2 separate regions of the Homo sapiens genome follow, and region 1 is linked to region 2. A link is a loop called in an ENCODE intact Hi-C map of the cell type or tissue named here. Cell type or tissue: CD14-positive monocyte. All regions are shown on one strand. Links, peaks and the distances in the headings refer to the core of each region. The heading gives the core; the rest is flanking DNA.

Evidence for each region. Hi-C counts contacts between places; a loop is a spot of excess contacts. Peaks named below come from ENCODE experiments on the same cell type or tissue, not always from the same donor. Only the 100,000 strongest peaks of a DNase experiment are listed, where the experiment ranks them.
Region 1: a loop joins it to region 2, with 1.9 times the contacts of the local background. A loop is called at or near these places in 3 of 110 quality-filtered maps.

The regions. Positions count from the first base shown.
Region 1 is chr5:173,736,016-173,750,595 of GRCh38, forward strand. It overlaps LINC01484 (long intergenic non-protein coding RNA 1484), which reads right to left and starts at 10,194. Exons shown (of 3, transcript NR_108027.1): 1 at 10,005-10,194. RefSeq lists enhancers at 1,121-1,280, 7,967-8,016, 8,147-8,316. In CD14-positive monocyte, for the core only: no CTCF peak of the experiment used is centred there; a DNase peak (open chromatin) is centred at 1,176.
Region 2 is chr5:173,796,379-173,804,830 of GRCh38, forward strand. No RefSeq gene overlaps it. Among named protein-coding and RNA genes, the nearest start is that of LINC01485, 9.7 kb to the left of the region's middle. RefSeq lists an enhancer at 6,368-6,662. In CD14-positive monocyte, for the core only: no CTCF peak of the experiment used is centred there; a DNase peak (open chromatin) is centred at 6,483; H3K4me3 peaks cover 537 bases; H3K27ac peaks cover 1,797 bases.

The DNA.
Region 1 (14,580 bases), core at 32-2,531, 65 kb before region 2:
ATAGCTGTTATCTTCTTTTTTTTTTTTTTTTTGAGACGGAGTCTCGTTCTGTCGCCCAGGTGGGAGTGCTGTGGTGCGATCTCCGCTCACTGCAAGCTCCGCCTTCCGGGTTCACGCCATTCTCCTGCCTCAGCCTCCCGAGTAGCTGGGACTACAGGCGCCCGCCACTGCGCCCAGCTAATTTTTTGTATTTTTAGTAGAGACGGGGTTTCACCGTGGTCTCGATCTCCTGACCTCATGATCCGCCCGCCTCGGCCTCCCAAAGTGTTGGGATTACAGGCGTGAGCCACCGCGCCCAGCCCAGCTGTTACCTTCTTTAGCCGGGTTCCATCCTGTTTCCTTTCCAGCATTTGGCTGTGCTTTTGCCCATGCAGGTCCCTCTACCCAGAATATCAATATCCTGAATGATTTGTTTAGCAAACTCCTATTGATTCTCCAAGACCCAGCTCAAATGTCCCTTCCTCTGTGAAGCCTTCCCTGACTACCCGAGCAGCTGGTTACTTTGTCATCTGTACTCCAACATAATTTGCTTTTGCTTTTGATGCAATCCAGTCATTGCATGGTAACTATTGTAACTGTTCCCACTGCCCTCCGCCCTGCCCCCACACCCTGCACCGGCAATCCTTGATGTACCCTGAGCCCTTGGCTAGGCTGTGAGATCATGAAAGATAAGGCCTCTACTTGTTCTTCCTGGTAATTCACAGCGTGGATGTTTTGTGATTCTTGAGTTGAATGAATATATGACTGCTGGAAACAAATAAATGGACAAATGGATGATTATAGGGAACATTAAACACTGATATAAGAAAAGCACAGGTCCAAGGAAACTGTGCCCTTTTCCCCACATATTGCTTTATTCAAGCCCAGGCTGGGTTAAACGTTCAGGAATAAGGAAGGCTATATTCTGCCTAGAGAGAGACCACCTAGGATGGAGGATCATGGAAAGAAACTGGAGACAAAAAAGGAGGAATTCTAGACCCATCTGTCCCCCGGACCTGCTGAGCGACCTCAGGCCAGTCTCTTAGCCTCTCTCTGCTGCAGCACAGAAGGCTTCAGAAAGCCCCCACCCCTGGGGCTGGGGGAAGAAACCCACGGTCTGAAGAATGTAGAGGCCAAGCTAAGGTCAGTCACGGCTGACGCCCTTTCAGGAAGGCCCCACTCCTTGACCCATGACGGCAGAGACTGGTGACACCTGCCAGCCCCACCCTGGAGAAGGAAGGGCCTCAACCACAGTCACGGCTATGAGCTGGAATGTTTCCAAGAGAGGCCCCTGCGGAAGGAGCCAGGCACTGGCTGCTGGAGTGAGCATCAGTTGTAGATACAGGGTGTGCAGGTCTGGACCTGACCACACCCCAGCATCACAGAGGCCACTTGCTCCCAGTCCAAAGAGGCCTTCTATCACCTCCTAGCACACTCCAATTCTTCTGAACCGTGCAGGCTTTGTGCTCGCTTCTCCCCTGGGCTGGCCCTTTCTCCTCATTCTGGCCACATTGTAAGTCATCTCCTTAGGGACCTCCTTTAACCACCCCACCTAAATTGCCTCTCTCATTCCTGGTCTCTCTTCAGTCACTCTCTACTTCTCCGCCTGATTTTATTGACCTCCCAGCACTCACCCCACCCTGAACCATCTCATCTTCTTCTGTGTTTACTGCCTGACTCTCCTTTATACCCTCAGTTGTGAGTCAATGACCCGGTCTCTCTTAGTTAGGTTTATCCCCAAGTCTTAGCACAGAGCCTAGTACAGAGTGGGCCACAGGGGTTGAGTGAATGTTTGTTAAGTGAATGAGTGAGCTATGAATAAGTAAGTGGATGGATGGATGGATGGACGGATGGATGGATGAGTGGGCCAAACTCTCTGAACCTAAGTGGGAACAGGCCTCTGTGTGTGGTACCAGGCCAATAGGCTATGGGTTTTCTCACGTGCATCTCGACAGCTGGGTCTTGTGCTGAGACCTTGGAGCCCCTCCATGGGCTCTGGAGGGTCCAATTTTTGGCTGTACCCTCAGTTGCCAGCACAGGGCCAGAGTCGATGTCCAGAAACTGGGCATGCCTATGTCCAGTGAATGGACAGGGTCAAATTCCTGTAGCAGGAGCCATTGGGAAGTAGTTAAGAGCATGGCTCGGGAGTCAGGAGTTGATGACCTGGGTTCAAATCTCAGCTGTGACACTTTCTCACTCAGTAGACAGAGCACTTTTCTTACCCTCTCTGGGCCCCAATTTCCTTAGTACCAAACAGACTATATCGGTAGCTACCCCATGGGGATATTGTGAAGAGGGAGTGAGACAATGCATAGAAAGTGCTGGCACTCCATAAGGACTCAACACTAACATCAGAGCCCATGGCTCCAGCACCTGCTGAGGGTGCTGGCCCACCACAGCGGGCACCTGGTAGGTGCTTGTTAAGTGAGCAATGAACTCACATGAAAAGCGATGCCACCTTCAACCTCCCTCTCAGGCCATCCAGTGTCTTCTTCAGTTGAGACCCCTCCAACACCTCCCTTTACTGCTCCTGCATTGCCACCCTACGCTGAGCTATAGCTACATCCCGTCATGGTGTGCTGGAGAGAAGGGTGGGACCACTTTGATTTGGTTTTCTTGGTCAGATAGTTCATTTGGCAAGCATGGTCCTGTTGCCTACTCTGTGAGCAGTGTGAAGCTGAAATAAGGAACAGAATCCCAAAACATCAGGGATCATCATAGACTCTCCCAGTTGGGAGGAGACATTCAGGCTTTTCTCCTTCAAGAACGGGGAAACTGAGGCCTCCCTTGGGAAGCAGACTTGCAAGTTGATGGCAAAACTGGGACTCACTCCTTGATGCTTTGGCTTCCAGAGCTGCAGCCCTAAAGGGAGTGCTGCCCTCAGAAAGGAATCCTTTTTGTGTCCGGAGAAAAAGTCAGGTCATACTTGGAGAGTTTTAATTTGTTTAAAAGGGCTATGACTGGCCGGGCATGCTGGCTCACGCCTGTAATCCCAGCACTTTGGGAGGCCGAGGTGGGCGGATCACGAGGTCAAGAGATCGAGACCATCCTGGCCAACCTGGTGAAATTCCGTCTCTACTAAAACTACAAAACACAAACACACACACACACACATTAGCTGCATGCGCCTGTAGTCCCAGCTACTTGGGAGGCTGAGGCAGGAGAATCACTTGAACCCAGGAGGCGGAGGTTCAGTGAGCCGAGATTGCGCCACTGCACTCCATCTTGGTGACAGAGCAAGACTCTGTCTCAAAAAAAAAAAATGCTACAACCACCTCCCAGACAATCTTAAAAATGAAAACAAACAGAAACAAAAGCAAAAAGTCTCTGATTGGCATAAACAACAAAGAAGTGGTAAGCTGGGGACTGGCCGAGTCTGGTGTCCCCTCTCCTTCAGTTCCACCCTGCTGGGGTGCCGCCAGCACTGACCCCGACCCGAATCCCTCACCCCACAAGGCAGCAGTGGTTGTGGCATTGCAGCTACACATCTACACACCGTCTCTTCCAGGCTTTCCTAGAAGTCTCCAGTCAGCCTCCCTTGCATCTCCGTTGCCTAAATTGGGTCTCGTGCCCATTCCTAAGTCAGCCCTTGTGGTTCTTATTGGCAAGGACTGGGTTAACATATTTCTCCTTTCAACAAATATTTATTAAGTACCTGCTATAGGCAGCATAGCTATGAACAAAATAGAAGAAAGTTCTAAAAATTGACATATTAGAACTAGCAGGAGGATACAGACAAAAAACAAATGAGTAAAATATGCAATACTGTTAGATGTGATCAGTGCTAGGGAGAAAAATACAGCAGGGAAGGGAGAAGGCGAGTGCACGTTGGGGAAGTAGCCATGTTAACTAGAGTGGTCTAAGCAGAGACCGAGGGAGGTGAGGGAGTCAGTCATGAGGGCATCGAGGGGAAGGGCATTCCAGGCAGTGGCAACAGCAGTGCAAAGGCCCTGAGGCAGAAGTATGCTTGGTATGTTTCACAAACAACAAGGAAGCCAGATGACTAAAGCAGAATGAGGGAGGGGGATACTGTAGGAGAGGGGTCAGGGAGGTAAGTGGGGGCAGGAGCTATGGCCCTTGAGGCCGGGTCAGGGAGTAAGTGGGGGCAGGAGCTATGGCCCTTGAGGTCTGTGGTGAGGATTCTGGCTTCTACTTTGTTTATTGTAGTTGTTTTGTTTTTTGAGACGGAGTTTTGCTCTTGTCGCCCCGGCTGGAGTGCAGTAGCACCGTCTCAGCTCACTGCAACCTCCACCTCCCAGGTTCAAGTGATTCTCGTGCCTCAGCATCCTGAGTAGCTGGGATTACAGGTGCCTGCTACCTGCCCGGCTAATTTTTGTATTTTTAGTAGAGACAGGGTTTCACCATGTTGGCCAGGCTGGTCTCAAACTCCTGACCTCAGGTGACCTGTCCGTCTTGGCCCCCCAAAGTGCTGGGATTACAGGTGTGAACCACCACACCCGGCCTCTACTTCGACTTAGATAGGAGGCCCATGGAGGATTTTGAATGGAGAAATGTCCCAATCTCATTTAGGCTTTAAAACAGAGGTGTTTAATCTTGGCTGCGCAGTGGAATCACCTGGAGAGCTTTTAGAAAATACAGATGCCCGGGGCCCACCCACAGAGGTTCTGATGTCATCAGTCAGGGATAGGGCCTGGGAATCAGGATTTTTAAAAGACACAGGAGAGTCTATGTGCAGATGAGGTTGAGAGGCGTGGGTCTGTGTGCCGAGGACTCCCAAATCCTTATCTCTGACTCTCGACTCGTGACTCTCCCTTGATGTCCATATTTTGATGTCGGCTTCCAACTTAGGGTCTCCATTTGGATGTCAAATCATCATCATAATCGTCTCCAAATTAACTGAACCTCAATCTGATTTCTGACCCCTCCCCAAGCCTGCTCTTCCTGTGGTGTCCTCTGTCCAGTTCCTCAGGCCAAAACCTTAGTGTTATCCTCGGTTCCTCTGTTGCTTTAACACCTGACATCTGATTCTTTAGAAGACCATGCTCACCCTACCTTCAAACATACCCAGAAAGCACGGCTGCTCACACATCCACTGCCGCTACCCAAACCGAGGTCCTCCTGACCTCCAGGTCTTCTGCCCCTGCCTCCAGCGGCACTTCCCAAGCCTGGCTTCTGTGGATTCACGGGGGAGCTTTCAAAACTGTGGATGCTTGAGTCCTCAGAGTCTGATAGAACCGGTGGGGTGCAGTGGGGCACTGAGAATTTTACAAGCTCACCAAGTGGTTCCATCGTACAGCCAGAGTTGAGAACCTCTGATAAGGATGGGATTTAAATCGAAGGATCTGGCAGTGACGGCCTGGGGAGAGAATACAGCTACAGAAGCAAAGAGGTCAGAGACTGAGCACTGCCAGACTCTGCGACCTGCAGAGTCAGGGAATGAGGAGGAACCAGGAAGAGGCAACAAGGAGACAGACCCAATCACTGCTGCAGGGGTGGGAAGGACCCTTGACTAACCGAAGGCACTGCTTGAGCTAAGGTGGAAAAATCAGCTTCCCCAGGGCCCAGGGCAGCATGGAGGAAGAGAGAATGGATACCTGGATCAGCTTCTCCTGGGGAAAGGGAAGGAACAGGAGGGATGTTGGGTGGCCAAAAAATATATACTAAGCCAATAAACATGATGATGGTAATGAAAATAAAAATAATGCTGAGAGAGAGGGAGGGAGAGGGAGACAGGGAGACAGGGGGACAGGGGGACAGGGGGACAGGGGGACAGGGGGATAGGGGGACAGGGGGAGAGGGGGAGAGGGGGAGGAGGAGGAGGAAGGGGAGGAGGAGGAGGAGGGGGAGGGAGAAGGGGAGAGGGAGAGGGAGAGGGAGATCTTCCTCTTCTTATAAAGCCACAACTTGTACTGCATTAAAGCCCCACCCTTATGACCTTATTTAACCTCAGTGACCTCCTAAAAGCCCTAACTTTTGACCACACCTAACTGCAAGGGAGCCTAGAAGATGCAATTCAGCTGCGTGCTCAGGCAGACAAGGAGAGCATGGCCATTGCTGAAAGCAGTGCAAGAAGCAGGTGGGAGGGTACCCCAGATAGATGGATCATTGTGTGCCAAAGTCTGGAGGAATACTAACAAGGTGAACCGGGGCACCGCCACATGCTCAGCTGTCTGGCCCTGGGTGTAGGAGTGGGGAATGGTGGGAGGGAAGTGACTATGTTGGGCAACAAGATTCCCTGGCCCTTAATTAGCCAGGTGTGGTGCCCCGTGCCTGTGGTCCCAACTACTCAGGAAGCTGAGGTGGGAGGATGGCTTGAGCCCAGGAGGTCAAGGATGCAGTGAGCTGTGATTGCACCACTCCACTGCAACAGAGCTTGCTCCATTGGGCAACAGAGCAAGACCATGTCTCAAAAAAAATAAAAAAAATTAAAAAAAGGAAAAATTCCCTGGCTCTTAAAGAGGGTCACGGGCAGAACTCATGCTCAAGACCATCACTCAGGGGTAGCTTGGCTCACAGTTTCTTCCAACTTAGACAATTGAGTATTTCTTTGAACATATGATTTCAAAGGATTCTTTAAAACACTTTAACCATTCATTTATTAGTAGGGAACATACTCATATTGTTCCACATTTGAAAAGTGAAACGAGTCAATCATGACAAACCTCCCTTCCACCCTGTCTCTCAGGCACACACTCCTCCTCCTCCCTCAAGGCAGCCAATGCTTTCAGTTTCATGCGTCATCTTGCAGTGATGTTTTATGCAAATATAAATTTTATATATAATACATTCTTCCTTTTGTCCAGTTTTGCACTAATTGTAGCATGCTCAACATAGTATCCTGATCCGTATTTTTCTCTGAGATTTTTTTCATGGTGATATGTAAAGAGCCTTCTTGATGACAACGTAGAACTCCACTCTATGATTGTACCACCAGGATAGTCCCCTACTGATGGACAGTTAGGTTATTTCTAATTTATAAATAATCTTGTAATTAAGTTTGCATATATCACTTCATGCAGGGGTAGATCTATTTGCAGGATAAACTCATAGGAATAGAACTTCTGGGTGAAAGGGTTATACTATTCTAGCATAACTGGCTGTGAACCGCTGGGCCACTCCACATGTCCTTCTGTCTGAGTCCCTCCCTAGTCCCACCCAATGATGCAGACCTGGGCGACAGTTCTGAGAGGTGCTGAGCCCAGCCATGTGGCCCCTGGCATGGTTCCATGCCCCTTGGAATATGGCAGTGCCCAGAGTGTTCTCCTCAGATTCTTGGCTGGAGACGTCTCAGGGAGGCCATCCTGTGACCCCCATGCCCGTGGTCCCACATCAAGGATCATTGTTTCACTGCCGCTCTTCAACCACCAGCCCAGCCCCATTCCTACCCCCTCCTCCAGCTCTATGACTTCACCCCTCACTCCCAGAACAGAGGCAAAGCCCAACGAAGGCCAAGGCAGCACTGTGATAGCCAGAACAATGGCCCCTCCAAAGCCATCCATGTCCCAATCCACACAATCTGTGACTATGTTGCCTTACATAGCAAAAGAGACTTTAAGATATGAAGTCAAGGATCTCATGATGGAGAGATTATTCTGCATTATTTGGCTGAGCCCAGGGTAATCGCTAGGGTCCTTAAAAAATGGAGACGGGAGGCCGAAAGTGAGTCAGAGAGAGTCTGGAAGATGTTATGCTGCTGGCTTTGGAGTGGAGGGAAGGGTCGTGAACCAGGGTATATAGGTGGCTTCTAGAAACTGGGAAAAACAAAGCTATGGCTTCTCCCCTAAAGCCTCCAGGAGGAATGCAATCCTGCTGACACACTGGTTTTAGCCCAGTGAGACCTATTTTGGACTTCTGACCTTCAGAACTGGAAGGTAATAAATTTGTGTTGTTTTCAGCCACTAAGCTTATAGTAATCTTTTACAGCAGTAACAGGAGACTAATCCAACAGTCCCCGAACTGCCCCGCGTGGGAGTCCAGTGCTGCCTCTCTCCTGCCTCCCCTCTCTCAGAAGGCCTGGCTTCAAATCCTTGTTCTCCTTACCCACCGGGTGCTTTTGGGTACATGCAGCATTTCTTTGGGCCTCAGTTCTCTCATCTGCAAAACGCAGCACATGATCAAACTGTCACAAGGTTGCCGGGAGGTTAAATGAGATGATGCTTGTGAAGTCTCTTAGCAACTTTGCCTGCCATGAAATCGGTGCTTGATATTTTTAGATGTTGAGCATAATTCTGAAACTTTCAGTTGTCCTCCCAGAACCTACTCCTGCTCTGGCCCTGGCTAGGGCCCTAACTTCCCCTAAGGAGACAGCCCCTTCCTGCAGTGCTTACACCCAGCAGAGACCCTCAGGGAGGCAACTCTCTCCTTTCAACCGGCCCCAAGGAACCAGGGCCCTGAGGTGCTGTTCCCAGCAAAGAGGAAACTCAACCCAGGTTCAAATCCTTTTTTTTTTTTTTTCTGCCACTTCCCAGCTGGGTGGCATTGGGGGAGTTACTCCACCACTCCGAGCCTTGGTTTCCCCCTTTGTAGAATACCCACAGTGAGCCCTAGCCCAGGATGCTGGCCCAGGAGTGTGCTCATGGCTGGGCACGTAGCAGGTACTGGATAAACAGCTTCAGTGCACTGCCCTCTCAGCCAGGACCAGACCCCAGACTTGGTGGACCCTGGGGCTCATACAGTGTGTAGCGCCTCTTTAAGAAGGAGCCTCTGAACTTACAAACATACAATAGGGCTTCTGATGGGGCCTATGCCGGGGAGGCATCCTGAGGCCTGAATTCCATTCGCTTCTGCTTTCTGCTCTCAATCCCTCCTCCTCCGTAATGACCGGGCCAAACGTGTTTCAGAAACGTCCCTCCCAACTTGCCTGAATAAGCCCCAGGAGCCTGAGATTTTTACGAAATTGTCAGAGGCAGTGACCATCTTAGTCTCCCAGCAGGATCCAAGCTCCCTTGGTAAGTGAGCAAGACTTTTGATGGAACAAAAGCAAAATCTCTATCTGATGAGATTAGCTCCTTGGAAAAGAGCACACAGTTCATCTCTACCTTGCTTGGACAGTAGAGCTGCCAGATTAAAACAGCAACAACAACAGCTATATACATATGGATTCAATTTAATTTGAATTCCAGATAATGAATAATTCTTTAGTATAAGTATATACCAAATATTGCATGAGACATTTAACTGGATGTCCTGAATTTTATCTGGCAGCCCTGTCTGTCAGAGACACAGCAACATGGCTATTCAAATTCAGGATGTGTTTTGCAGAAGTGTTCCTGCTTTGAGAAGCAGCTGGGGGCCCTTGAACTTCAGCAGAATAACCAGTGGCAGAGGAAGGGATATGGGAAGCTGCCCCCGGGCAGGTTGGTGACGCTTTTAACAGCTGCACCCAGAGCCAGGTGGTCAGGGCCTGAACTGTAGCCTAAAATGAGCCTTGCAGCCACCCCCAGAGCAGGTGTTGGCACACCCATTTCTGCAGATGTGAAAGCCAGAGCGCAGCAAGAAAGGAACACCTTGTGAGCACCTACTATATGCTGGCATCTTACACGCATTAGCTCATAGCTAAGAGTGGGCAGATTTTGTAGCTGTTGCTATTAATGTAATGCAAGCATCAGAGAAGCATTATATGAAAAATAAGTCTTCTTCCCCACATTTGAGAGCGCTCAACCTCTTAAACCTCTCAGCGATTCCTCAGCCTCAGCACTATTGACATCTTGGGCCAAACTTTTTTCTTTTTTTTGTCGTGGGCTGACCTGTGCACTGTAGAATGTTTAGAAGCATTCCTGGCCTCTAGCCACTCAATGCCAGTGGCACCCCCCTCCCCGCCCCGTGACAACCAAGAAAATGACTCCAGACATTGCCAAATGTCCCGTAGGAGGCAAAAATCGCCCCTGCAAAACCACTGCTCTAGAATAATCACTGTTAATCATTTTGTGAAAGGGAAATAAATCTTGGGACCCCAAAATCACTAGGCCAAAGGGAAAAGTCAAGCTGGAAACCATGTTGGGCAAACCCACCACCCATTTCCTTCCTGAAGAAGATAGCTACAAAGATTTTTAAAAGCTACTTACCTTCCTCACAATTTTCCCACAAGGAAATTCCTTGTGGGCCTCAAGATCTTCACCCTAAATTAGTTCTGTTGAATTTCACCCTGGCAATGTAAACCAACAGCTGATCTTCACAGATGTGGGACAGAAAGTCATCCCTCTGCTCACCTGAAGCAAATGCCTATCCGATTGCTTCCTCTGCCCTATTGTTTATGTAAAAATGCTGATTCACTGAGCCAGACTAAGGCATAAGTGACTATTCTTCTACGCCCCCGCCCCCCACCACCGCATGTAAATTGTGTATTCAGTGAAAGGCTGATTAAAGACTCAAAAGAATGCGACTATTTGTCTCTTGTCTACCTATGACCTGGAAACCACCCCCTCCACCTTTCTGGACCAAACCAATGTACATCTTACACATATTGATTGATGTTTCATGTCTTCCTAAAACATATAAAAGCAAGCTGTATCTCAACTACCTTGGGGCCAAACAATTTTTGGCCTCAGGACCTCCTGAGGCTATGTCATGGGTGCGTCCTTAACCTTGGCAAAGTAAACTTTCTAAACTGATTAAGACTGTCTCAGATACTTTGGGTTCACACTTCCTTGAGAATATTTTTAGAATACTTCTAAGCACATGTGTATGCCTTTAAAAAACAAAACCAAACAACGACAACAAAAAGACAAGGCCAGGCTCAGTGGCTCACCCCTGTAATCCCAGCACTGTGGGATTACAGGATCTCTTTGAGCCCAGGAGTTTGAGACCCGCCTCAGCAACATGGTGAAACCCTATCTCTACTAAAAATACAAAAAACTAGTAAAGTGTGGTGGTAGACACCTGTAGTCCCAGCTGCTTGGGAGGATGACTTGAGCCTGGGAGGAGGAGGTTGCAGTGAACTGTGACTGAGCTACTGCACTCCAGCCTGGGTGACAGAGTGAGAGCTTGTCTCAAAAAAAAAGTTTTAAAGAGACAGGTTAATATATACACCTCTTTTATCACTTGCCTTTTTACTTATCAGTATACCTTGGACATCTTTCTGTACATCCCACTCATGAATCTGCATTTCTCCTTTGACAACTACGTGGCATTTCTTTGTGGGTATTGCTGCCATTGATGTAACCAGTTCCCTCACTACTGAGGCAGTTGAGTTGTTTCCAGTGTTTTGCTGTTACAAACAGTATTCCAGTCAGCATTCTCACACATGTATCTTGATATATCCATAGGATAAACCCCTAAAAGTGGAATCACTGGGCCATAGGTGTGTTCAGTTTTAATTTGATGTGCCACATTATATCCAAAATAGTTTGTACAATTTACTCCATTGCCGCTAACATCTTGATGAAAAGTACCAAACATTTAGTGAGCATTGACTGTATTTCATACACCATGTTAAGGGATTTACATGTGCTATCTTATTTAATTCTCACTATAATTCTACTGGTAGGAACTAATATTATTTCCATTTTACAAATGAAAGAACTTTGGCTTAGAGTGATTAAGAGTATTTTCTAGGCGGGGTGCGGTGGCTAATGCCTGTAATCCCAGCACTTTGGGAGGCCGAGGCAGGCGGATCACCAGGTCAGGAGATTGAGACCATCCTGGTCAACATGGTGAAACCTTGTCTCTACTAAAAATACAAAAAATTAGCCCAGCGTGGTGGCGGGCGCCTGTAGTCCCAGCTTCTTGGGAGGCTGAGGCAGGAGAATGGTGTGAACCCAGGAGGCAGAGCTTGTAGTGAGCCGAGATCGTGCCGCTGTGCTCCAGCCTGGGCGAGAGAGTGAGAGTCCATCTCAAAAAAAAAAAAAAAAAAAAAAGACTTTTCTAAGCTTGTCAGTGACAGTACCGGGATCCCAACTCAGAGCTCTCTCAGTCTAAAACCTGTTCTCTTCACCAATACATTTACTCTTCATAACAATTGTGTGAGCTGGGCCCCATTATTCCCATTTCCAATGGGATTACTGAGGCTCCAAGTAGTTAAAGTGACTTGCTCAGGGACATAGAACCCAATCACAAATCTGAGCCTGACTCCAGAATCTGTGTTCTTCTCTTGAGACTCCATGCCAACTCCTCCAGGAAGCTCTCTGGGATTACTCCAGCCATCCTTATCATCTAACCCCCAAGAGCAGCTCCTTGGGAGCCCTGGGAATCTGCAGCAGGCATTTCAACTCAGAGTGCATAGGTGTGTGGGTGTGTGGGATCTCACAGATGTTGAAGTCAGACAGACTAGATTAGAAACCCCTATGCCATCTACCTTCTGAAGTGAACTAGGGCAAGAGACCCTCCCTCTTGGGGTCTCAGTTATTTCATCATTATGATGCTCGTTATTACTGTTGCTATTAGTAACATGATAACAGTGATTACCCCTTATGGAGAGCCTTCTCTGTACCGCCTTTTACAGTGGGTAGTGTTTTAGTTTAGGTCCCTCAGGAAGCAGACACTGAGACAATGATTTGGGGCAAGGTTTTTATTTGGAAGGTGACCCCAGGCATCTTGGTGAGAGACTAGGGAAGTGACACAGGGAACAGAGTAAAACCATGGGATGGTGTGTGATGGACAGGTAATTGCCAAGGCTAGCTGGGCTCCAGCCTGCTGGGGACCTCTGAGAAGTCATGTGGCTCACGCCATGGAATACCCTACCCAGGCAATCCTCAGTGGTTGGGGGTCACTCTCGCTTTGTTGACTACAAGGCATTCCCACAGCCTCAGGTGGGGGCTGGGGTACTGTCTGCAGGTGGCCAGTAGCACAGCCTCCCTGCAGGCAATTTACAGGAGCCTCAGAATGAATTAATCACCACTCACATTGTGTTTACCACTGACCTTGTGTTTTAATTATCATTGACCTAATTGCCATTGACCTTGTGTTTTTTTCCTGTGAGTTCTGTCACTCTTTGGAGGGTCTATGCCTTGTACCTCACTTGGGTTTTTTGCAGTACCATGTGGGGCATGGCATAAACCTCCATAAATTGAGGCTGATGATTTGAATCCTTCAGTCATCAGCAAATATTTACTGTGTACCTACTATGTACTACGTGCTGTTTAAGAAATTAGTAGACTTCGGCCGGGCACGGTGGCTCACGCCTGTAATCCCAGCACTTTGGGAGGCTGAGGCGGGCGGATCACCAGGTCAGGAGATCGAGACCATCCTGGCTAACACGGTGAAACCCTGTCTCTACTAAAAATACAAAAATTAGCTGGGCATGATGGCGGGCGCCTGTAGTCCCAGCTACTCGGGAGGCTGAGGCAGGAGAATGGCATGAACCCGGGAGGTGGAGCTTGCAGTGAGCAGAGATTGTGCCACTGCACTCCAGCCTGGGTGACAGAGCAAGACTCCATCTCAAAAAAAAAAAAAAGAAGAAATTAGTAGACTTCATTTTTTTTTTTAGCAGTTTGAGGTTTATAGAAAAATGAGTGGAAAATACAGAGTTCTCATCTACTTCCAAAGCCCCCCAATCCCGTTACCACCTGTTATTAACATCTTGCATGGGTGTGCTATATTTGTTACAACTGATGAGCCAATACTGATACATTTTTATTAACTAAAGCCTCTAGTTTACATTACGGTTCCCTTTTTGTGTTGTACATTCTATGGCTTTGCACAAAGGCATCGTGATATGCATGATGCCACTATTCCCTGTGATCCACCTATTCAGCCCTCCCCGCTTCCCGCCCCTTCCCTCCAACCCATGGCTCCGGTGACTTTTTCAATGCTGGGAGTACAGCTAGGACAAAATAAAATTTCTGTCTTCAGGGAGCTAACATTTTAGTAGGGAGAGGGATAATATGTAAGCCAGCAAATAACACACCCAAGTCCAGGCGATGATAGAGGCTGTGAAGAGAATTTGTGTGGCTAGGGGAGGGGAGCTCTTGTTTAGACAGGATGGTCAGTGAAGGCCTCTTTGAGGAGATGACACTTGAGCAGAGCCTTCTCTGGCCGGAGACCCAAGGAGGCCAGGCTGTGGCTCCGAGGACTGTGCTGCTGAGAGGCTGTGAAAGATTCCATAGGCCACAGTGGGTGGACCCAGAAAGGCACGTTGACCCCTCACAGTAAAGGGAGGTGTCATGGCTGAACTGGGTCCCCCTGGCCTCAAATTCATATGTTGATGTCCTACCCCTAGTACCTCAAAATGTGACCACATTTACAGAGAGCATTTTTTTTTTTTTTAGACAAAGTCTCGCTCTGTCACTCAGTCTGGAGTGCAGTGGCACCATCTCAGCTCACTGCAACCTCTGCCTTCCAGGTTCAAGTGATTCTCATGCTCAGCCTCCTGAGTAGCTGGGATTACAGGTGGGCACCACCACACCCAGCTATTTTTTTTTTTTTTTTGTAATTTTTAGTAGAAATGGGGTTTCACCATGTTGGCCAGGCTTGTCTTGAACTCCTGGCCTCAAGTAATCCACCCACCTTGGTGTCCCAAAGTGCTGGGATTACAGGCACGAGCCACGGCACCCAGGCAGAAAGAAAGAGGGTAAGAAGTTAAATGGAGCCATTAGGGTGTGCCCTCCTCTGGTATGAATGGTGTCCTTACAAGAAGAGGAAATTAGGACACAGACACACACAGAGGGAAGACCAAGTGAATGAAGATGGCATCGGCACACCAAG
Region 2 (8,452 bases), core at 5,130-7,629:
GCTGAGCTTTATTTCGTTCTCACATCAACCCTGCAAAGTAAGCTCTGTTTGTATACCCATTTTATAGATGAGGAAATCAAGTTTAATGAAGGACCATGTTTGTCAGATTATGGCATGTAGCTGGTTACGATGCATCCCAATTCTCCAAGAAAAAAGTTTAAAGTAAAAATCAAAATATTTAGCTTTTAGAATATTTTAGTATAGCTTAGTATATATTAATGTACATATTTAGTATAGTTGAGTATAGTACATATTATATATACTAAAAATATACCAGAAGCTAAATATTTCCATTTTTAGTATATATAGTATATACTAAAAATAATTGTAAGGTATCTCTAGAGGAACCTATATTATTTTGTTTATGTAAATACTATATACCATGGACTGAAATTCCAATAGGAAATTCCAAATAAGTTCTACTAACTCTGAAACAAAACATTTCTTGGAACTGACACAGCAGATAAAGAATTTAAGGCGTGAAGTGAACATGGGTTTTATATATTGGGAAGGACATTCCCTGAGATCTTTTGAGCCTATATCTACCGTTAGCATCTGTTGGTTGACGTTTTCAGCACGGGCCTCTTCTCAGCAACATGGACACACGGGATAGATCGGTGGGGAAAGGAGGGATGTGGATGTAGTTTGTCTGCATTGCTGCAATTTGGCTGCAATGCTACTCCACTGGCACCTGCAGTAACAAAGTTCCATAGACAGAATATGACCTGGGTCTTTATCACTTGACTTTCCTGCCTCCCCCAGAGGTGGCTGAGGGCTGGACCAGATCTGAGCCCTGTACATTAAAATCCCAGGTGGGCTGAACTTCTGGAAAAGGAAGAAGAAAAAACCTACAGACAATGTGGATCTGCAGAGACAGTGATGGAGCATGTGATTGGAGAGAAGCAGGGCAGCACCCCAGGAGCCCCAGCGAGACATGGGGAGGACACTTTAGCTCTCTGGAAGCCCCGCCCACTTTCTGCAGCCTCAGTTGTGAGATTGCTTTGAATCTTGATGGCTAGTTCCCATTTATGTAAACTTTTCTTAGTAAAAGGTCATTTCTAGCAACCAGATAGTCCCTGATAAAGACCTCACTGTTATGACGATGTCTGTGTCCTATTAATTAAGATCCTGGGATATGCATCCTACTCCATAAACTTGACTGCATAAGAAATGTTACATTATTTTATTTCCTTGAGGTCTAATTAAATCTGACCCCGACTCCACGTTCTTGCTGAGGTAGCTGAAAAATTGATCTCAGTTGTGAGATGAGATGGGGGGGACCTCTCTTATTTTATATTTTTTTGAGACAGAGTCTCACTCTGCCACCCAGGCTGGGTGCAGTGGTGCCATCTCAGGTCACTGCAACCTCTGCCTCCCAGGTTCAAGGGATTCTGTTGCCTCTTGTGAGGATCCAGTGACAAAGTGGACATAAAATCCAAAGTGGAGTAGCTTGGGACTACAGGTGTGTGCCACCACACCCAGCTAATTTTTGTATTTTTTAGTAGAGACAGGGTTTCGCCATGTCGGCCAAGCTGGTCATGAACTCCTGAGCTCAAGTGATCCCCCTCCTGAGCCTCCCAAAGTGGTGGGATTACAGGCGTGAGCCACCCGCGCCTGGCCCAGGACCCCTCTTCTTCAGGGCAATGCACCATCTGTGAAGCTCCCACCTGAAATCAGTCTTCAGTCCAACCTTGCAGACTTGGCTACTGCTGATCTTCTCCTCATCCCTTCTGTGGGGGCCCCTATAGGTAGGCATCTATTGTACTGCTGTGCCAGGGTCTAGCCTCCCTGAATTAAATGTGCCACTCAGCCATTTCCATTGGTCACTGAAGTTTCCACCCCCACCCAGTCCTGGTCAGTCTCCCTCTGTCTCACTGCACTCAAAGGCACTTGGCTCTCTCCCTCCCCTGCAGCATAATAACTCAAGTTCAGGCTTTTACTCAAAGCCAGAGGAGGCAGCCTGTCATTGAGTACCTTCTAGTAGCATGGGGCTAGTTTGTACTGGAGGAAGGAAGAGGGAGTATAGGAGCACAGAAAGGAAAGGCAACACCCCACTGGTCATCATGGCAATCAGCTAGGGTGTTCCTACTGGCCACAGTACCCACTGCTTCTGGAAACCTCTCTTTTCCAGAAGGCCCCTGTGGCCATGGAACATAGATCCCCCACTGACATTTGAGTGGGTTCCTGAAGTTATTGCCTGCAGCACAAGATCCATTTGCTCCGAGCAGTGAGAGATGGAGAGGGAGCAACTGGGCCCTAGAGCCGGGTGGTCAGCATGAGGCTCCAGCAGGATCCTGGCGGGTGGTGGCTTTCCCAGCCAGCTTCTCCGAGAGCTGCCCCAGCCCAGGCCACTGCTATTTCTCCAGGATTCTTCCTTGGGGGTAGCTCTATGATCATTTTTATTGGATGTGTCAAAATCACTTTGCTTAAACTCAAATCTGGTCTAGGTTCTCTGTTGAAATAAATCCTAAACGTCTCAATGCAGACTTCAAGGCTCTGCAAAATTCAACCTCACCCTAAATTCAAGCCTCACCCTTTCTCTCCTCACATTCTCCTTGGGCTCCAGAATCACATACATATTATTTCTCTCTTCTCCTGGCCTTTGGTTATCCTGTGTCCCCTGCCTGGCACACAACCTCCCCAGCAGGCATTTTGGCTGACTCCAGAGCCATCCTTCAGTGTTGGAGAGTAGAGGGAACGGTGGCTTTGAAGTGCCCAGGTCTGGAGTCAAATGCCTGCTCTGCTACTTGCTGGATGTGTGATCTGTTGTTCTCTGAGCCTCAAGCTTCCCATCTGTAAACTGGTTATCACTAAAGCAACTACACAGGGCTGAAGTGAGGATCCAGTGAGAAAATGGACATAAAACACAAAGTGAAGTGAGAAAATGTGCCACTCTGATATGCTGTCAGCATAGAAAACTGTCTCTTCCATTCCTTCAACAAATATCCCCTCTTTGCACTCTACCCCCAGCTGAATAAAAGCAGAGTGTAGTTTATGTAGCTTAAGAGGTGACTGACAGCTAGATTCTTGGTCAGGAGATTGCGTGATAGAGAGTCTGAAAGTGACAGGTATCATTTATTAACACTTGCCATGTGCCCAGCACCATGTGGAATGCCCACAGATGTTACCCACTGAGTTCACACATCCCCGGGCAGGGAGGAGCTTTTTTCATTTGTCTGTTTTTATGAACAACAAAAAAGAGGCTCAAAGAGTTTAAGTGACTTATCCAATGTCACTGCAGTTAAAACACACACACACACACACACACACATCCACACACATGTACATATATACACTTATTTTTTAATTAATTAATTAATTAACTAATTATTTATTTTTGAGACAGAGTTTCACTCTTCTTGCCCAGGCTGGAGTGCAAAGGCATGATCTTGGCTCACCACAACCTCGCCTCCCCTGTTCAAGCGATTCTCCCGCCTCAGCCCACCAAGTAGCTGGGATTACAGGCATGTGCCACCACGTCCAGCTAATTTTTTTGTATTTTTAGTAGAGACGGGGTTTCTCCATGTTGGTCAGGCTGGTCTCGTACTTCCGACCTCAGATAATCCACCCACCTCAGCCTCCCAAAGTGCTGGGATTACAGGCGTCAGCCACCGCGCCCAGCCCATATATACACTTCTATACACCCTTCCACCCCACATCCCTTCACAGTCTCACACATACTCACACACTCATACATACACACAGGCACTCTGTCTCACACACTTTCACATACACACATGCGAGGAAAAGGATATACGGGAGATTGGACCTTGGTTGGCTCAGAAAAAGCAAGAAGCCATGAATAGCAAAAAGGACAAGCAACACCCATCCAGTCCCAACCAAGGGTGGCAAAGCAGGCTGAATGCAGGAGTCCTGGCTGCTATTTCTGACACTGCTATGCTGAGGAAAGAGTTTTGGGCATGATGATGCTGTTGTTTCATTGGTGCTTAAGGGGCTGCTTTCTCCCCTGAAACGATCTTCCTATTCACAGCAGTCCCAGATAATCAGACACTGGCAAAGAACATGTGCCCAAAACATGGTGGTGAGTTTTTATGAGGGAGGCGAATACCACTCCCTTGTCTCAGGACATTCCAAACCTTCGCCTTATCTGACTTAAGCAGCACAGACACGCTCTGGCGGATCGGTGGAATACTCCTTGGATTCCTACATTTAACCTTGCTCTCTCAGTCCCTGTGGTTTTGTTGATTGCACACACACCTTTCGTTTCCATGGACCACAGGGTACATGTTACTCTTGGAAATGTTATATTAAATTTGACAAATAAATGAAATTTTTAAAATGCTGCCTGTGAATGCCTGTGAGCATTTTAGTGTTTCAGACACGTACTCACTTAGAAGTGGTGATTAGGCCTGTGCCCAACAGGCTGGGCCATCTGCAGTGTTATTCATCCTTCATTCAAAAATGTTTATTGAGGCCGGGTGCAGTGGCTCATGCCTATAATCCCAGCACTTTGGGAGGCCGAGCTGGACGGATCACCTGAGGTCAGGAGTTCAAGACCAGCCTGGTCAACATGGCAAAATGCCAGTGCTACAAAAAATACAAAACTTAGCCGGGCATGGTGGTGCACACCTGTAGTCCCAGCTATTCAGGAGGCTACGGCAGGAGAATCACTTGAACCCAAGAGACAGAGGTTGCAATGAGCCGAGATCGCACCACTGCATTCCAGCCTGGGCAACAGAGTGAGATTCTGTCTCGATTAAAAAAAAGGAAATATTTGTTGAGCACCTAGCATAAGCAGGACACCGTTATGGGCCTGTGATGACAATCGAATGCCAAACAGGCAAGGCTCCTGTATCCAAGGAGATGACCGGAGGGAGACAGAAAACAAGTCAGCAAACAAAGCAATGAGCAAAATCATTTCAAGCAGTGGTGTGTTAGAGACACAATACAAAAGCTTGTGCAACACCCGACACTTGTTCACAGCTGCGTACAGCACTATTCACAACAGCCCAAAGTTGGAAACAACCTTCCTGTTCATCAGCAGATGAATGGATGCACAAAATGTGGGTATCTACATTCACCTTTAATAAGAAAGGAAATTCTGACACATGCTACAACATGCATGGACTTTGAGGATACTATGCTAAGGGAAATAAGCCAGTGACAAAAGGACACAAACCGTGTAATTCCACTTATATGAGATTCCCAGAGTAGTCAAATTCACAGAGATAGAAAGTAGAGTAGAAGTTACCAGGGGCCGGAGAATTATTGTTCAATGAGTATAGAGTTTCTCTTTGGCATGAATAAAACGACTGGAGACAAATGGTGGTGATGGTCACACAACAATGGGAATGAACTTACTGCCACTGAAGCATATACTTAAAAGTGGCTAAAAAGATACATTTTATATATGTATGCTTTACCACCAAAAAAATGACTTTTTTTTTTTTGAGATGGGTTCTCCCTTTGTTGCTTAAGCTGGAGTGCAGTGGCATGATCTCGGCTCACTGCAACCTCTGCCTCCTGGGTTCAAGCAATTCTTCTGCCTCAGCCTCCCGAGTAGCTGGGACTACAGGTGCCCGCCACCATGCCTGGCTAATTTTGTATTTTTAGTAGAGATGGGGGTTTCACCATGTTGTCCAGGCTGGGCTCGAACTCCTGAACTTGTGATCCACCCGCCTCAGCCTCCCAAAGTGCTGGGATTACAGGCATGAGCCACCGTGCCCAGCTAAAAAAATGACTTTTTTTAAAAAAAGGTTATGTGCTAGAGAGTAACTGGGTGGAGATGGAGAGTGAGTGAATGCACCTGAGATGGCTGTGGAAGGCCTCATTGGGAAGGGACATTGGAGCAGAGTGGAGAGAGGTCAGGCAGGAGAGCTAGGTTGGGGGGAGGCAGTTGCATGTGGGGCCTCGAGGCCAGAGCAGGGAGTGTGACTCTTATTCTAAGCAGCAGACAAATTACAAAAAAATGTAGCTGCGGGGTGACATAATCAAACTGACACTTTTAAAAGCTCCTTCAGGCCAGGCATGGTGGCTCACGCCTGTAATCCCAGCACTTTGGGAGGCCAAGGCAGGCGGATCACTTGAGGCCAGGAGTTCGAGAGCAGGCTGGCCAACATGGCAAAACCCCATCTCTACTAAAATTTAAAAAATTAGCAGGGTATGGTGGCTCATGCCTGTAATCCTAGCTACTCGGGAGGCTGAGGCAGGAGAATCGCTTGAACCCGGGAGGCGGAGCTTGCAGTGAGCTGAGATCGCGCCACTGCACTCCAGCCTGAGAGAGAGAGTGAGACTCTGTCTCAAAAAAATAAAAATAAAAATAAAATAAAATACAAGCTCCCTCGAGCTGCTGTGGAGCAGAGATTGCCAGGGAAGACACTGGAATCCACGGGAGCTGTGGGGAGGTGAGTGTGGGAGTCCAGGAAAGAGGTGAGGCCTGTCCCCTTCTCATATCTCAGCCCATTTGCCCCTGCCTGGTCACATGTTGGATCAGCAGGTCACACGTTGGGAAAGGAAGATGAGGAAATCAGAGTGTTGAAATCCACTGTGGCTGTGCATGGCAAAGGCTCTGCCCTGTTGGGGAATGGGGCGTGGCCCATGCTGCCCCTTGGACCTAAGCCTCATTCACTCAGCTTGCCATGGGAGACACTGGCGCAGGGGTCTGTGGGCAGGGGCCAAGGGTGGGCAGGGTGGTGGTTTCCAAGGGCATTGGCCTGAGGGTCAGCAGAGCTGGCTCAACCCCAACTCTGATGCCAGCGGCACGCCTTGAATGAAGGAGCTCACCTCCCTCAGTCTCAGTTTCTCCATCTGTAAAAGGAGGATAATAACGGTTCTTACATTGCAAGGTCATTGTAAGGGTTCAACAGGATAATGCGTCTTAAGCTTTTAACACTGTATCCAGCTCAGGATAAACTCTCAGTAAAGGATAGTTATCATCATTATCATCATCATTATTTTACTATTCTAGATCTAAAATATTTACTCCATCTGCCCCAGGCACATTAAGATCATAAGACCTTCCCATCTAAACTTGTAAGTCCCTTTGATTAGTGAGGTTGGCTACCATTTAATACTCTGGGAGAATTTTGCGGGCAGTGTTTGGATCTTCTTCATCATTCTCTTCTCCTTCAAGTCACACAGTAGGCATTCCTGTCTGTGGTGACTCTACACCTTCATTTTTGTGGATAGCACTCAGAATTCCTGGAGTTACCTGTTCGGTGTCTGTGTTTCCTGCCAGAGGTGCTCTATTTAGGTGGGACCACCCCTCCCTTGGCTATCGTTGTGTTAATAGTGGACAGATTAAGAATCCAGACTTGGCCAGGTGCAGTGGCTCACACCTGTCATCCCAGCACTTTGGGAGGGCTAGGAGGGAGTATTGCTTGAGCCTAGGAGTTTGAGACCAGCCAGGGTAACATAGGGAGACCCCATCTCCACAAAAAATTAAATATTAGCCAAGCATGTTGGCATGTGTCTATAGTCCCAGCAACTTGGGAGGCTGAGGTGGCAGGATCACTTGGGCCCCAGGGGGTTGAAGCTGCAGTTAGCCAAGATCACACCACTGCACTGCAGCCTGGGTGACAGAGTGAGATCCTGTCTCAAAATAAATAAATAAATAAAATCCAGACTTCAGTATATAGTCATCCCTTGGTATTGATCTGTAGGATATTGGTTCTAGACTCTCTTTCAGATACCAAAATTCAAGGATGCTCAAGTCCTGATATAAAATGGTTTGGTATTTGCTTATAACCTAGGCACATTCTCCGGTATACTCTTTTTACTATTTTTTTTTTTTAAGATGGAGTCTTGCTCTGTGACCCAGGCTGGAGTGCAGTGGTGCAATGTCGGCTCACTGCAACCTTCGCCTCCCAGGTTCAAGCAATTCTCGTTCCTCAGCCTCCCGAGTAGCTGGGATTACAGGAACATGCTACCGTGCCAAGCTAATTTTTTTTTTTTTTTTTTTTTGTATTTTTAGTAGAGATGAGGTTTTGTCATGTTGCTGGTCTGGAACTCCTGACCTCAGGTGATCTGCCCGCCTAGGCATCCCAAAGTGCTGGGATTACAGGTGTGAGCCACCATGCCCAACCTCTCCTGTATACTTTAGATCATCTCTAGATTAGTTATAATACCTAATAAATATAAGTTCTGTATAAATAGTTGTTATATTGTTTAGGGAATAATCACAAGGAAAAGTGTCTGCTCATGTTCAGTACAGACACACTTTTTTCCTGAATATTTTACATCCACAGTTGGTTGAATCCACGAATGCAGAAACTATGGATACCAAGGATTGACTGTATATCCAAAATAATTGAAAGAAAGGACTCAAACAGATACTTGTACACAAATGATCATAGCAACACTCTTCACAATAGCCAGAAGGAGGAAGCAACCCAAGTGTCTATTGACAGATGAGTCGATAAACAACATGTGGTATATCCATACGATGGAATATTATTTAGCCTTAAAAAGGAAGAAAATTCTGATAACGTGC